Linked DNA regions of Homo sapiens: region 2 is linked to region 1. The links are chromatin loops, found by intact Hi-C in ENCODE. Cell type or tissue: CD14-positive monocyte. All regions are shown on one strand. Links, peaks and the distances in the headings refer to the core of each region. The heading gives the core; the rest is flanking DNA. Region 1 overlaps PANK2 (pantothenate kinase 2). Region 2 has its middle 58 kb from the start of SMOX.

Region 1 (8,331 bases), core at 232-8,231:
ACTCACTATGTTGCCCAGGCTGGCCTCCTCACTCTGTGCACACACTTTGAAAAGAAAATGCTTCTGGTCGGGCGCGATGGCTCACGCCTGTAATCCCAACATCCCAGCACTTTGGGAGGCCGAGGCAGGCGGATCACCTTAGGTCAAGAGTTCAAGACCAGCCTGACCAATATGGTGAAACCCCCTCTACTAAAAATACAAAAATTTGCCGGGTGTGGTGACGCATGCCTGTAATCCCAGCCACTCAGGAGGCTGGGACAGGAGAATTGATTGAACCCGGGAGACAGAAGTTGCAGTGAGCCAAGATCCCCACTGCACTCCAGCCTGGGCAACAGAGCGAGACTCCGTCTCAAAAAAACACACAAGAAAAGAAAATGCTTCCTACAGAATTTTCCCTTTATGCCTTGTTTTCCATTTGACAACAGAAATTACCCCAACAATTTTTTTTTTTTTTTTTTTTTTTTTTTTTTTTGAGACGGAGTCTCGCTCTGTCACCCAGGCTGGAATGCAGTGGCACGATCTTGGCCCACTGCAAGCTCCGCCTCCCAGGTTCACGCCATTCTCCCGCCTCGGGAGCTGGGACAACAGGTGCCCGCCACCACGCTCGGCTAATTTTTTGTATTTTTAGTACAGACGGAGTTTCACCGTGTTAGCCAGGATGGTCTCGATCTCCTGACCTCGTGATGCACCTGCCTTGACCTCCCAAAGTGCTGGGATTACAGGCGTGAGCCACTGCGCCCGGCCAATAATTTTTTTAGTTTAAGTTCATTTTTGTCCCCGCTGATGAAAGTTAGAGCTGCTTCCTCCAGGCAGCCCTGGGAGTAGGGGCACAGACTTGTGCCTCGCTTCCCAGCAGCTGCCCAGTGCCTCTGTCCACACCCACCTCCCTGGTGTACTTGCCCCCTACAGCAGCAGCCCAGATCCTCCCCTGGATTAAAATTGCAACTGGTGCCCTAACCCAAAACTTGAGAAAAAATTCTCTATCACATCCACTCTTCTGGCATTTGTAGAATCTCTGGCCCTGGGTGTGTCTTTTCCTGTAGCTGTTACAGATTTCTTAAGCAGATTTCTTAAGCAGATGGACATGTCCAGATTCATGCCTAAATATCCAGTTGATAACTGGAAAATGCTGGTTCACGGTTCTTTAGTAAAGATTAATAAGGGATCCCCATGTGCTGGGGAGTGTGCTTCCATTTGAGTGGGGATATCAGAAGAAAAAGAGGGGCTTGTGTAGTAAACCTTACTTTGCCAATTCAGCTGTAGAGCCCAAATTGTTACAAGATGCAAAGATGTACTCCACTTTTTGACCAAGCATCAGCACCTTTGGCTTACCATCCAGTCCTTACTTCTGTGACTGTAAGGGCCCCACCAGTGTCAGCAGACTTGTTTGTGCTTTGGGGGAACTCTCTTCTCAGCTCCCTTTGCCAGTCCCAAGCCTGGTGGATCTGCATCTCACGCCCACTGCACACCGTTCCTCTCCATCTGCCCTTCCCTCCCAGGCCCCCGGTCGGGGGAGCAGGTGTGGCAAGTGTTAGGAACTCCCTTCTGGTGACAGCTGGTCTTCCTAGAGTGTTGCTGGTAACTATCGCCTCTTGGTCTTCTGACATCATTGCCAGGAACGGGGCACTTTTTCGTCTTGTAGTTTGGCCCTCGGGTTTCCTCACTAGGTATTGTGTAACTCCCTCAAAAAAAGGTTTATGAAATGCTGAACCTCAGGTTTCATAGACGTCTTTGTACACTAAAAATTCTGCAGCAGAATATTTTTAAACATTCGCAGTTTTTTGTAAGCTATATTTTTGTATATTTAATTGCTATTTTAAAATTTTAATGCATTTTGCTAATCACTCCTCAAAAATAAAACATGCATGTAATTGACTCAAACGTGTAAATAAAAGCAAATTTTGAAAAATAGTGTTGTGCATATGCCTTTGAACAGAGGGAACATCCATGTGCCACTTACGCAAGCACCTTCAGCAAGACTTGGAAACTCAAGGTGAGTAATTCTATCAGAGCTGGTAACTAGTACTGAGTGATTGTGATGGAAGCCCCTGCCCTTCCTGTGGCATAGTGTGCAAGCGGGGGTGGGGTCAGTGGTGAAGAGTGTGTCAGGCCACCACAGCCAGAGAACAGAGAATCCTGGAATGCAGAGTACAGTGGAGTCTGAAGCCCCCTGGCCTCCCTGAGCTCTGCAAACAGCTGGATACAGATAAGCAGTCTTCCACGTGAACGCCAGCACCAGGGTGACCTGAAATAGCGGATTTTTTTTTTTTTTTTTTTTTGAGACAGTCTTGCTGTCACCCAGGCTGGAGTGCAGTGCAGCAATCTCGGCTCACTGCAGCAACCTCTGCCTCCCAGGTTCAAGCAACTGTCTGCCTCAGCCTCTCGAGTACCTGGGATTACAGGCACGCACCACCATTCCCGGCTAATTATTTTTGTATTTTCAGTAGAGACGGGGTTTCACCATGTTGTCCAGGCTGGTCTTGAACTCCTGACCTCAGGTGATCCACCCGCCTTGGCCTTCCAAAGTGCTGGGATTACAGGCATGAGCCATTGCACCTGGCCAAAGTAGTGGAACTGAGCCTGTTTCCTCCACAGGCCACACCACCCTGCAAAGAGTTGCCCCCACCCCAAGCCCCTAGCTATATCCCAGGCCTGGAAATAACTAGTGTCAGGAGAAAAAACGTCCAAAGCCTTCCTGTGTGGCCGTTGCTGCTCTCCTCACCACCCCTCACTAGGACCGAGTGGCTTCCCAGCTTCCATCAAGGCCAGCCACGATCTTGCAACCAATTGTGGGCAACCTCAATTCAGATGCCTAGAGAGCTCCTCTTCTCAGTCCCCTGAGCCACAGGCCCCTGGCCAGCCTCTCCCTGAGCAGTCGTTTTCTTTGCAGCTTCCTCCGTCACTGCTCAACTCTCGGTTATTTTTCTCACCCTACCTTAGAACTCATGAAATCCCCCTTGCTTTGCCCACCTACATGCATATCATTCTCAGCTCTGTATCTCCAACCCAAATACCCAGTGCTTATTTGGAGTCTCAAAATCACGTAGTCCACAAATGAGCCCAGGTGCCCTCTTGTATCTCTCCTCCCTCCCCTGTATCCAGTCACCACTTCCCAACACAGCCCTCTAAGCATCTCTCCATTCTGGCCATCCACTTCTCCCCTCTCCATTCTGGCCACCCACCTCCCATCTTAGTTCAGGCCTTCCTTTCTCACCTGGACCACGGTCACAGCCCCCTTCATGGCCACTAGTGGAGGGCAGACTGAAAGGGACAGCTGCTAAGACAGGGAAGTGGCAATGGTAACAGCAGAGTTTATGGGCACCTCACAACCTGAAGGTGGTGAGACGGCAGTAAGCTGGGATGAGGATGTGGGCACTGCTGCACAGAGATCAACAAATGCAGAGAGAAGGCAGTGTCTCGGGGCTGGAGCTCAGAGGTAAGGGGTGGTTGAAGTGTTCCCTGGAAATCAGTCAAGGTGATGCTAATGACTGCTTGGGGAGACCCAGGACTGAGGCTGAGGACAGCCACAGCTAACTGTCAGCAGAGAATGAACCAGAACATTAGTAGCCTGGGTGGCAGGACAGGCAAGAGGGCTCTGCTGAGTGAGAACTGAGATGAGGCTGTGAAATGAATGCCAGATTCGGTGGCATGGGATTCACTGGTGGCCTATCAAGAACCCTGCTGTGAGCCGGGCGCAGGGGCTCACACCTGTATTCCCAGCACTTTGGGAGGCCAAGGCAGGCGGATCACCTGGGGTCTGGAGTTCGAGACCAGCCTGGCCATCATGGTGAAACCCCATCTCTACTAAAAATATAAAAATTAGCCAGCCATGGTGGCACATGCCTGTAGTCTCAGCTACGCAGGAGGCTAAGGCAGGAGAATTGCTTGAGCCTGGAAGGCAGAGGTTGCAGTGAGCTGAGATCGCCCCACTGCACTCCACCTGGGTGACACAGCGAGACTGTCTCAAAAACCCTGCTGTGGAGTGACAGGGTTTACTGAGCACAAGGTGGAACATGAGGGAATGGACTAGTTTCTCTAGAGTAGGGGGAGGGCCCACGGAGGAGGAAGCTCAAAGCGAGGCAGAAGGGGACATCAACAGCGTCTTCCCAACTCAGGCACCAGAGACAGACAGTCCCGGGTTTGAGTCCAGCTCTACTCTTTTCCAGCTGAGTGACCCTGGGCAGCCTTACTCATCCGTTCAGTTTCCTTTTCTGTTAAATTGTGGGAACAGCAAGGGCTGCATGGTGACCCACGTCGAGCAGTGGACAACCTCCTGAACGCAGCACAGCAGAGGCAGCAGGACCACAAAACAGGGGCCTCAGAGGGGCAGGCCCTGGCCTCGGTCTCCATGGGAAGTGAGCAAGTTCACAGGAGTTGGCCCAGGGAGCAGCACCCTGTGGTACAAGCAGGAGGATGGTGGTGCCATCTTTGGTGCCTGGGTACTGGAGGAGGGTGAGGCCACCAACAGCGCTGCTGGCAGCAGAGGAGGGCAGAGGAACTCAGGATCAGGGCGTCAGAGGTAGTATAGGCCAGGAGCCTGCAAACAGCAGCAGCAGGGAAGAGGGTCACCAATCACTCTCCAGGGGACAAAATTACCCTCCACGCAGCAGCCATCCTGCTCTGCACCCACACAAGGTCCCAATGCAGCAGCACCCATATTTCCTAAGTGCCAAGGCCCATGTGCAGAGGTGGCCACGCCTAGTGGAACAGCCCACAGCCCACATATCAGTTCCCCTTGCCCCAGCTGGAACACGGGTGTCTCTGCTGCCTCCATGCGGCTGGCACCCTGCCCATCCCTCCCTGACCACAGCCTTAAACGGAGGGGAGCAGGGAGGCTGCAGAGCCTTGGGGTTTTCCCTCCTGGTCCAAGGCTGCTTTGTACAGGCCCATCCTTGCCTTCAACAGCAATATGGGCACCACTTAAGACCTCAGATATAAAAGGTGCATTCTCTCCTTGGGAAAGGCTTTTGAAATTATTCTGCAAAGCAGAAAGAAAAGCTTCAGCCCCTACCAAGAGCACCTGCAGCCTGGCACTCTCCTCAGGCAGTCTTCTGAGACTCACCTCCCAAGTGCCACAGTGCCCTGAAGGACCCCCCACTCCCCATGAGTTCTTTGACAGACACTTCAGTTCTTCCTTTTCTACTTAGCCTGAAAGAAAAACCAGATTCTCCCTGATCCCCTGAGGGGGTGTCAATTCTAGTGGCCCTGCTGACTCATGTTAGTCCTCCAGATTGTGCTGCTTCTGCCAGTGTACCCACTTGCATCAGAACAGTCCGCCCACTACCCAAGGAAATTCTGCCAAGAAAAGAAGCCCTGTCTCTCCAGACATTCATTCCCAGGATTTAGTGTAAAGTAACGTGGAACTGCCCTTCCAAAAACTGCTTGTTAAGTTTCAGGTACACAATTAACCTGCCCAATTAATTTTGCAGAACCTTGAAATAAAACATGTTTTACAGTAAGTTCACACACAGGCTTAATGCAAACCAGAGTAATGCACAGATGATTGCCAAGACCATATTGACAAATTGTGATTAGATTATAACGCATAGTAGCCTGCCTTACATTCAGCAAGTTCAAACAGGACACAAAACCAGTCAACTGAACACAGAGCAGCTCTCTTCAGAAGCACTTCCAATGAGTGATGCAGAGATTTCAAAAATACAAAGCAGGCAACTTATATACAGCAAATCCTCACACTGCCTGGACATGTGCCACTTTTTTGTTGTTTTTAATATATTTTTCCTTCCTGGTTGCTAATTTAGACTGAATTCTTAAGGATTTATCTTGATGACTTAGAAAAATACACCTGTCCTTTCTCACTTTGTTTCAGGTAGTACAGTCATGAAATTGAGTAAGTCTCTTAAAAAAATGAAAGTCCACAGATCCCATTGTGGAAGGTTTCAGGAACCCCTCCCCAGGTAATGATCACGGGATCTTCAACAGCTCAAGGAGTGCTCCAACAGCTCCAAAATAACCCTGAAAGAAAATACACCAAAAATAAGTGCAATTTTCCTTAGACTTATTCAAATCACCTTACACATGATGACTAGTGTTAAAGCCAACCACTGCCCACACACAGCATACCCATTTCCTGAGCACCCCAGAAGGGCCAAGGCCAGCCTGGGAGCAGAGACGCCCTAAGGAGTCCCTGTCTGGGGAGGGGGCTGGATGTCCTAGACTATCCAAGCACTTCAGACCACTGTGATAAGAGGAAAACCAAACCCGCAGTGAGGGCGACAGGAGCTATGAGGCCAGCAGCAGCTCAGTTACCTCTGGTAAGAGACAGAACCTGACTGTTTCTGGGGAATGAGGTGAGAAGCAGCAGAGGCCTGGAGCATTTCCAGACAACTAAGGAATGAAGGCGAGGTCGGATGCAAAGTGCAATGAAACAGGTGAAGTTGTGAGGTGGGTCACAGAGGGTGAGAGCCCGACTGAGCTGGGAGAGGGAGGGAGAGTAAGAGATAAGATGGATTCAAGATTCACCCCTAACAGAGGACAGGACAGCAGGAGGGGGCAGCATCCCCGAGAAAGGGGACACAGGAGTAAGAGGTGTGGAGAGCAAGGCCGGTGGGTGAGTTCCCTACAGGACATGGGAAGCTGAGGTGCCCACAGCAGCCAAGCAGCTGTGCCCGGGTGGTCACCAGACACCTGGATCACTGGCCCAGAAGCAGGCGGCACAGGAATGAAAACCACCACCCAAAGGTAACGTGAAGAGAGGTACAGAACAAAGAGCAAAGCCTGAGGAAGCACGGAGGCTCCCGAGGGAGGGCAGCCCTCAGCCCTCCTGAGACACAGAAGCAGCAGCTGAGAGACGACAAGCACTGTACTGTCTCCAGAAGCAGTCAGGTCACATGCAACCAAGAACTCAAAACCAAAACACAGGAATAGCACATTAGAGAAAACGGGGCAAACCCCATAATGACAGAAAAGAGAACACTAGCAAGAATCAGAGGCAAATCCTAAAACGATGCAGAATCCATCAGGGTCTCCAACCTGTAAGGTAAGATATCAGACTACTTTTTAAAAGAAATAACTAAAAAAGGAATGAGAAGATCCTGAAAGACTTGTGTATGGATTTTTTAAAAGTCTCTGAAACATAAATAACTACCACTCTATCTTTCACGAAAAGCTTCTTCAAGAAACCTGATCAAACGAGAGGCCAAAGGCTTTCTTGTCACACTCTAGTTGGCAATTTAAAAGAAAGGCATATTGGCTGGGCGCAGTGGCTCACAGGTAACCCAGCACTTCGGGAGGCCAAGGCAGGTGGATCACTTGAGGTCTGGAGCTCAAGACCAGCCTGGCCAATATGGCAAACCCCGTGTCTCTACTAAAAATACAAAAATTAGCCAGGTGCGGTGGCACGTGCCTGTAGTCCCATCTACTCAGGAGGCTTAGACAAGAGAATCACTTGAACCCAGGAGGCAGAAGTTAAAGTGAGCCGAGACTGCGCCACTGCACTCCAGCCTGGCTGACAGAGTAAGACCCCATCTCAAAAAACAAAAAAAAGAAAGGCATATTGACCATCTTTGGTTTTGGTGTGTATAAATAAAATAAAGGCAGCCACACCAATCTGTGATGTGAGGCGGCCAGCAGCTACAGGACAAGGCACAGCTGAAATACAGAGGCAAGGCTGTTTGTCTTAATAGTTCACTATACAGTTTGTTTTAGGCAGCTTTCTGTACCTTTTATTTTATAATAAAAATATAGAAGATACAGTTAACCATTATATATATATATGGGGGGGGTCCACTGAAGACTAGGATGCTACTATCAAGACAGAAACAGGTGGTTATAAACTACAACGTGCTAAGATGAGAATAAAGGATCAAAGAGGAAACGCTTGAGAGAATCTATACGAAGCTTTCACAACAAAAGTTAAAGTGACTTCAATGTGAGGGCAAGAAAATATTTCAAGGCTCAGAGAGGCTAAAATAATCAAAGTTCTGAACTGAACAATGAGAACACTTGGACACAGGAAGGGGAACATCCCACACCAGGGCCTGCCATGGGGTGGGGGGAGGGGGGAGGGATAGCATTAGGAGATATACTTAATGTAAATGACGAGTTAATGGGTGCAGCACACCAACATGGCACATGTATACGTATGTAACAAACCTGCGCGTTGTGCACATGTATCCTAGAACTTAAATAAAAAAATAAAATAAAATAATCATCAAAGTTCCACAAGGGCAGAGATGCACACAAGAGTCAAAGGCCTGAATGCAAATGGAAAACACAGGGACAAATGGACCAGCAAAGCTAAGCAGTGGGAAAAACAAAGTCAGCGAGCAATAAGGACAAAATGCAACCAAGAATTTCACGAAGGCTTAT
Region 2 (8,331 bases), core at 86-8,085, 170 kb before region 1:
TACTAATATTTTCTCCAGTAATATCTAATCTTCCATGAATCCTCTCGTGTATTTTTCATCCCAGACATTATAATGCTCATCCTTAGAAATTTGGTTTGAATCTTCTTAATATTTTATGTTTCTAATTATCATGTTTGAGCTTTCCTCTATCTTCTTGAACATATGAACTGTAGTCACAATAATGATTTTGATGTCTTTGTCTACTAATTCCATTATCTGTGTTTTGCTGTGTTGGTTTTAGTTGATTTTTCCCTCTTGTGAATAATGTTTTTCTGATTTTCACATGTCTAAAAATTTCTTGAGTTTTTTCTAAGATATGGTTAGATTACTTAGGAACAGTTTTATACTTCCAGATCTTGCTTTTAAGGTTTTTGGGCAGGTTGTACTGCCCTGCATTATGGCCTGGAGATTCTCTCCAGGCAGTAGGGTGGGGCAATTGTAGGGCTCACTCATTTTTTTCCCATCTCTCTAGGATCACTGTCCTTCAGTATCTAATGTCCAATGTCTTTAGAGCCATTGTTTTATACATTTTTCAAGGTTTTTAGTTGTTTCAAGTAGGAGTATAAATCAGTCCATCTTGACCAGCCGTGTGTGTGTGTGTGTATGTGAGTATTAATCTTACATTTGTTACATTGAGCAAAAAGAGGAAGACAGGAAGAAAGGAAGTTTTCATTGTCTAGAGGTATTGACAATTTTGGAATAATTTGTGTTCATTCAATCAACAAATACACATTGAACTTCTGGGTGTCATCTCTTAATTTCATGCCCAATATCCTGACTAACAGTGCTCCAACTCTGTTTAAGGTACTTATATATCCAGCCCTAAGTAACGTATTTTTTTTTTCTTTTTTGAGACAGTCTCACTCTGTTGCCCAGGCTGGAGTGCAGTGGAGCGATCTCGGCTCACTACAACCTCTGTCTCCCAAGTTCAAGTGGTTCTCCTGCTTCAGCCTCCCGAGTAGCTGGGATTACAGACGTGTACCACCACCCTCAGCTAATTTTTGTATTTTAAGTAGAGATGGGATTTCACCATGTTGGCCAGTCTGTCTCTAACTCCTGACCTCAAATGATCTGCCTGCCTCAGCCTCCCAAAGTGCTGGGATTACAGGCATGAGCCATTGCACCCAGCCCCATGTAATGTTTCTTGATTGGTCTTAACGTGCACTGGCCAATATGATAGACCCTAACCACGTGTGGCAATTGAGCATTTGATATGTGACTAGTCTGAATTGAGATGTGCTGTTAGAATAAAATGCACAGCATATTTTTAATATTTAGTAACTTAATCATGTGTATATCGGTTTCATGTCAAAATAATAATATTTTTAATATATTAGGTTAAATAAAATACACTTTTTTTTTCGAGATGTAGTTTCGCTCTTGTTGCCCAAGCTGGAGTGCAATGCACAATCTCGGCTCACTGCAACCTCCATCTCCCAGGTTCAAGCAATTCTCCTGCCTCAGCCTCCCGAGTAGCTGCGATTACAGGCATGCACCACCACGCTCAGCTAATTTTTGTATTTTAAGTAGAGACAGGATTTCGCCATGTTGGCCAGACTGGTCTCGAACTCCCGACCTCAGGTGATCAGCCCACCTTGGCCTCCCAAAGTGCTGGGATTACAGGTGTGAGCCACTGCACCTGGCCTAGAATACACTATTAAAAGTAATTTCATCTCTTTCTTTTTATGTTTTTAATATGGTTACTGGAAGACTGTCAATTACACATGTGACTCACATTATATTTCTATTGGCCAGCACTAATTTAAACCAATCATGAGAATACTATTGAGTGTTAGAGTTCTCTAGGGAAACAGAACCAATAGGAGATATACATATACATATATACATATATATCTCCTATACATAGGCAAGTCCCAAGATCTGCAGAGTGAGTTGGCAAACCAGAGACCCAAGAGGGCTGATGGTTTCATTCTAGCCCAAGTCTGAAGCCCTGAGAACCAGGAGAACCAATAGTGTAATTCTTATCCAAAGACCAGCAGTTTCAAGGCCCAGGAAGAGCTGATGTTTCTGTTCACGTCCAAAGGCAAGAAAAAAGCTGATGACCCAGTTTGAAAGCAATCAGGCAGGAGGAATTCTTTCTTACTCAAGAGAGGGTCAGCCTTTTTGTTCAATTTAGGCTTTCAATTGATTGGAGGAGGGCTCACATTAGGGAAAGCAATCTGCTTTACTTGGTCTAACAATTTAAGTGTTAATCTCATCCAAAAGCACTCTCGCAGAAATACCCAGAACAATGTTTGATCAAATACCTGGGCACCCCATGGCCCAGTCAAGAAGACACACAAGGCCAGGCGTGGTGGCTCACTCCTGTAATCCCACCACTTTGGGAGGCCGAGGCAGGCAGATCACTTGAGGTCAAGAGTTCGAGACCAGCCTGGCCAACATGGTGAAACCCTGTCTCTACTAAAAGCACAAAAAATTAGCAAGGCAGGGTGGCACATGCCTGTAATCCCAGCTACTCGGGAGGCTGAGGCAGGAGACCAACCACCTTGGCCTCCCAAAGTGCTGGGGTTACAGGCGTGAGCCACCACACCTTGCCCGTGCAGGTCTTTGGGGGCCATGGAACATAATTTGGACTTTACTGTAAGTGCAGTGGGAAATTCTTGAAAGCTTTTTAGTGTCATAGCCAAATGGTGTTGAGTGAGTGAGTTCTGGTTGCAATGTGCAGTGTGGAAGCAGAAAGACCCATAGGAAGAGGCTGGAGTATATACAGGAAAGAAAATAGATAATCAAATACAAGATTGCATAGCTAAAATGAGAAGTCTGGTGGAAGTTTAATAGGCGGCAAGATCAGTGTGATTTGAGATGGTGAAGCTCTCTTGAATGTGTAATTACACTTTAAGTTCACCCATTACCTCCAGGCTACAGGACCTTGTCTGATTCTCTCTACTTGACAAAGACATGATGGCTGGCTCAAGGCCACAGAAATCAGTCACAGCATCAAGCAGCCCCTTCAGACCAGCTTCCTGGCCTAGCCTTCATGATGCCAAGGTTTCCTAAGGAAGACTACCAAACATCCCCCCAGTAAAGCCACCAAACCCAGGGAGACCCCGTCTCTGCGAAAAATTTAAAAATTAGCTGGGCATGGTGGCACGCACCTCTGGTCCCAGCTACTTGGGAGAATCGCTTGAGCCCAGGAGTTTGAGGCTGCAGTGAGCCATGATTGCACCACTGCACTCCAACCTGGGCAACAGGGCAAGACGCTCTCTCAAAAAAAAAAAAAAAAAAAACCATCAAACCCTTTGCTTGGAAAACTACCTTCAATCTCACCAGCTACGAATTATCACCCTGATCCCTTCTCCCTCCTTTCCTAAGTCCCAACGGGCCGCTTTTGGACAAGCAGCCTAGGGAAAAATTCTATGGGAATCACCACCGTTCTCAGCGGGCCCACGAGAGGGCGAAAGAGAGTCAACGGGCCTGGGACATCTTTTCTCTGGCTCCCAAGAGCAGGGAGGAAGTGGAATCCAGGGCAGGTGTGAGGCCGATTCTGGACTTGGGTGGGTGGGTAGGGGCTGAGATAAGGGAGGCCCCGGGAGCCTGGCAGCTGCTTCCCTTGCCCTCGCCTTCACAGCATGGTAGGAGAGGCCGCTGTCACCCCCACTGCTGGGCAGAAATGTATCTAGCCTTGGCTGACCCCACAAGGACACTGGGTCGCGGCACCTCAGATAAGATTCACTTGGTTGCAAGGCAGCAGGGCTTATATGTCAGTCATCCACAGGCTGCAGGCTGTGGGAGTGGGCGTGACTCCCACTGGGCAAAGGGCAATTCCCTAGAGAAGAGAGAAGGCCCCTGTGACCCAACAGGCACAGCAGCCGCAGATGCACCCTATCCTGCAAAGGGGTCTGGGCGAGGCACCCACAGTGTCCATTTCAGTCCCCTATCGGTTTACTGCTGACCCCAGCCAGCCTCTCTCCTCCTCTTTCCCGGGTAAGAACAGACATGGCCCAGGGTTTTCACATTGGCTGGGACAGTCCATGAAGTTCTAAGGGGTCCTGAGGCCCGACCTCCTGCAGCTGGGATCCTCTGTCGGCTCCCCTTCCCAGGCCCAGGGGAATCTTTCTTACACATTTGCCTCCTCTGGTTTCTCCCTGATGACGCAGGGATTCAGCCATGCTCTTCACTTAATGATTCATGTCTTTTCCTTCAGGGGCCCAGACTAACTTTTTCCTCTTTACAGCTTTGCAAAAACAAAGGTCCCATCCCCACCACCTTATCACTTACACCATAAGGGGTTTGTGACTTTTAACTAAAAGAACCTTTATTACAGCAGAAATGCCATGTGCCAGAGAAGATACCCACCCAGCCCCCAGTGGCTTTGGGAACCTGCAAAACACAGTAAAGGTTGAGAACAACTGAATTTCCAGCATCTTTCCTCATCCTGGGAATTCCTAGGAATCCTCCACTGACCGAGTCAGCACAGAAATGAAATGGAAACTGGAGGCTTAGCCAATCAGATGCTTCCACCCAGCTCTTTGAGCCTGTAGTGAGTGATACAAGAAGCCAAGGACAGTGAACTATTCATCCTGGCAGTGGTGGCAGCAGCAGCATCCTGGGGCCTGGCTACATGGTGGTGATGGCCACAGTGTCCCCCAGATGTTCCAGCAGCATGGTTTTCATCGTGGTCTTGGCTATCCAGCTGCTACCTTTGGTGCCTGCGTGATTTCTGGGTCCAGTCTTCAAGATATTCTGTGAGCTAATCAATACCCTTCCATTAGGTTTTTTGTTTTTTTGTGTTTTTTTTTGCCATAATCAGAGCCTGTTTCTTCTGCTTGCAACTGCGAATGGACTAATACAGAGTCTTTGAAGGGTATGGGCAGGGAGAAATGATGGGACCTGGCTTGTACTTTGAAGAAGTCCTATAGGCTGCTATGTGGCCACGATAGTAGAGCACAGCTACAGCAAATGTGAGTAGACCAGGTAGACAAGTTCCTTGGACTGGGGTGGTGGCAATAGGAAAAGTTGAATGGCGTTTTGGGGGGTGAAAATCAAATTGGCTTGGTGAGGTAACGGATGTCGGAGAAGTGGGAGGAAGGACTCAGGATGTCACCCAGGTTTCTGTCTTTCACAAGTGGGTGTTGCGTTAGATTGATTGCAAAAATGGCCGCAATTCTCCACCCCTCCCTTTGCAATATGATTTAGTAACATCTCTCATCAAGAAGCAGAACTTTGCCAGGTGCTGTGGCTCACATCTGTAGTCCCAGCTACTCGGGAGGCTGAGCTGCGAGGACTGCTTGAGCCCAGGAGTTCGAGGCTGTAGTGAGCTATGATTACGCCACCGCACTCCAGTCTGGGTGACAGAGCAAGACCCTGTCTCTAAAGCAAACAAACAAAAGAATCAGAACTTTTTCCCAAACTCTTTCAAGTGAGGCTTGGCTTTGAGAGTTGTTTGACCAAAAGAGTTTGGCAGAAGTGACAGTCTGTCAGTTCCAAGTAAAGACCTTATAAGATCTTGCATGTTTTCATTTGTTTTCCTGAAACCCTGCAATCACTATGTGACTAAGCCTAGACTAGCCTGCTGCATGGCCACGCTATACCAGCCAGCTTCCAGCCAACCCAGCATCTGATTGCAAAAGCCTAGAGAAATAATAAATGGTTAATGCATTAAGCCAGTAAGTTCTGGGGTGGTTTGTTATCCAGCAAGGGCAAACTGATATATATATATATATATATATATACACACACACACACACACACACACATATATATACACATATATATACACACATATATATACATATATATACACACATATATATACATATATATACACATATATATACACATATATATACATATATACACATATATACATATATACACACATATATACATATATACACACACATATATATACACATATATATACATATATATACACATATATATACACATATATATACACATATATATATACACACACACACACAAACACACACCTCCCTATATATATAAAACCATCAGATATATATATGTGTGTGTATATATGTATATGTATGTATGTATATAACATATGTCAGGTATAACATATCAGGTATGTGTGTGTATATATATATACACATATATATATATACACACACAGACACACACCATGGTGTGTGTGTATATATGTATATACATATATATATATGTCCATCCACATCCCAACCAAGCCCACCACCCTCTAGACTTTCAAGGGCTCCTGACTACCTGGACTTTCCACTGTTCTCCTTGGCCCATGAAATTGGATGTCCCTGTCCCAAGGCTGTCTGCAGTACACTCGAACTTGCTCTGCCCTTGAACTTGCTCTTGGGCATATCAGCTGCCCCTTAGGCCAGACCCTGGGCTTTCTGTATCTCAGAAATCTGCTTTTATCCCTGGACCCCACATTAGTCCCTGTTCCTGGCCTTTGGGATTTGCCGTGGTTGTGGTTGGGCCCTCCAACTGGGTGAGGGCCCAACTGCTCACTCCCAGGAGACCAGTACCCACATCCCAGCACAGAGCAGGTGAGAGCTCCCACACTCCTTTTTACCCACTCTCACGGCCTTACTGTGTGCCCTTCTGTAGCTTCTGTGACCCATTGATCTTCCTACAACCTCCCTGGCAGGATCTCTTTGCTCCTCTCCATCCCATATTCAATACCGGGTCCCTGTGGAGCGCCAGGCTCTATACTAAGGACCCTGTGTGGGTCCCCCAAGGGCAGAAACCATCTTTCCCCATCAACTCAAAGTCTCCTAGGCATAAAGGCTGGGGGTGGAGGGCTGAGGACTGACCCAGGACCTCTATTTTGCCTCCTGTAAATAAAGATATCTCAAAATACAGTAAGAAGACCAACTAAGTGGGTGAAACTCCACCAACTGACAGATAATTGTCACATCTTAACTATACATCTTTCCTCGGCAGGCAAGACACATCTAGGCCTGGTGAAGACAGAAACGCTAGTCCCCCCCCTTATTTGCAGGGGATACATTCAAGACCCCCAGTGGATGCCTGAAACCGCAGATAGTACCAAACCCTATACATACTATGGATTTTTCTATATGTACATATCCACCATAAAGTATAATGCATAAATTAAGCACAGTTAAGAGGTTAACAATAATAACTGATAATAAAATAGAACAATTATAACAACTGTTCTATTTTATTCTCAGTTATTATTGTTAATAATAATTATGTTGTGATGATGTTAAGCATCACCACTTTTGCATCCAGGGGTCGTTATTAAATGAAGTAAGGGTTACCTGAACATAAGCACTGCGATACCTCAGCAGTTGATCTGACAGCCAAGACAGCTACCAAGTGACTAATGAGCGGGAAGAATATGCAGCATGGACGTGCTGGACAGAGGGATGATTCACTCTACTCAGCATGGCAGGCAATTTAAAATGGGAGTTGCTCATTTTGTTTTTTGGTTTTCTTTTTCTTTTTCTTTTTCTTTTTTTTTTTTTTTTTGAGACTGAGTCTCACTCTGTCACCCAGGCTGGAGTGCAAGGGTGCAATCTTGGCTCACTGCAACCTCTGCCTTCCAGGTTCAAGCGATTCTCCTGCCTCAGCCTCCCAAGTAGCTGGGACTACAGGCACACACCACCATGCCCAGCTAATTTTTGTATTTTAGTAGAGAAGGGGTTTCACAATGTTGGCCAGGCTAGTCTCAAACTCCTGACCTCAAGTGATCTGCCCGTCCCAGCCTACCAAAGTACTGGGATTACAGGTGTGAGCCACCCCATCTGGCCAAAACATGAATTATTTATTTCTGGAATTTTTCCATTCAATATTTTCAATCTGTGATTGACAGCATCTAACTGAAACCGCAGAATGCAAAATTGCCAATAAGGTGGGGGACTATTGTAATTTTCTTTTTCTTTTGTGAACCACTCCCTCCCAGGGCCAAAAAGAGTCAGATCCTCTGCAGCAGGGGTCTCCAGCTCCCGCAGTACTGATCCATGGCCTGTTAGAAACTGGGCCACACAGCAGGATGTGAGCTGCAAGTGAGTGAGCATTACCGCCTGAGCTCCGCCTCCTGTCAGATCAGCAGCAGCATTAGGTTCTCATAGAAGCACGAACCCTACTGCAAACTGCGCATGTGAGGGATCTAGGTTGCACGCTCCTTATGAGAATCTGATTAATGCCTGATGATCTGAAGTCGAACAGTTTCATCCCAAAACCATCCCCTCCCCCCTACCCCGTCTGAGGAAAAATTGTCTTCCTCAAAACCAATCCCTGGTGCCAAAAAGTTTGGGGACCACTGGTCTACAAAGAATGCGCATGGATCAGGTGGGGACATGCTATGGTTTGAATGTCCCCTCCAAAACTCATGTTGGAATTTAACTCCCA

The links. Peaks named below come from ENCODE experiments on the same cell type or tissue, not always from the same donor. Only the 100,000 strongest peaks of a DNase experiment are listed, where the experiment ranks them.
Region 2: it touches region 1 in a loop (2.2-fold over the local background); 11 of 110 quality-filtered maps call a loop at or near these places.

Annotation. Positions count from the first base shown.
Region 1 is chr20:3,920,889-3,929,219 of GRCh38, reverse strand. It overlaps PANK2 (pantothenate kinase 2), which reads right to left. Exons shown (of 7, transcript NM_001386393.1): 7 at 1-5,976. The coding sequence ends at 5,926. RNF24 (ring finger protein 24) reads left to right here. Exons shown (of 6, transcript NM_001134337.3): 6 at 1-1,909. Among named protein-coding and RNA genes, the nearest start is that of MIR103B2, 7.5 kb to the right of the region's middle. RefSeq lists an enhancer at 3,015-3,184. In CD14-positive monocyte, for the core only: CTCF peaks have their summits at 4,565 and 4,768; DNase peaks (open chromatin) are centred at 1,619, 2,009, 4,769 and 5,219; H3K4me3 peaks cover 1,912 bases; H3K27ac peaks cover 6,720 bases.
Region 2 is chr20:4,087,124-4,095,454 of GRCh38, reverse strand. No RefSeq gene overlaps it. Among named protein-coding and RNA genes, the nearest start is that of SMOX, 58 kb to the left of the region's middle. In CD14-positive monocyte, for the core only: CTCF peaks have their summits at 3,199 and 3,400 (motif pointing right); DNase peaks (open chromatin) are centred at 3,424, 4,104, 4,464, 5,124 and 1 weaker place; H3K27ac peaks cover 3,044 bases.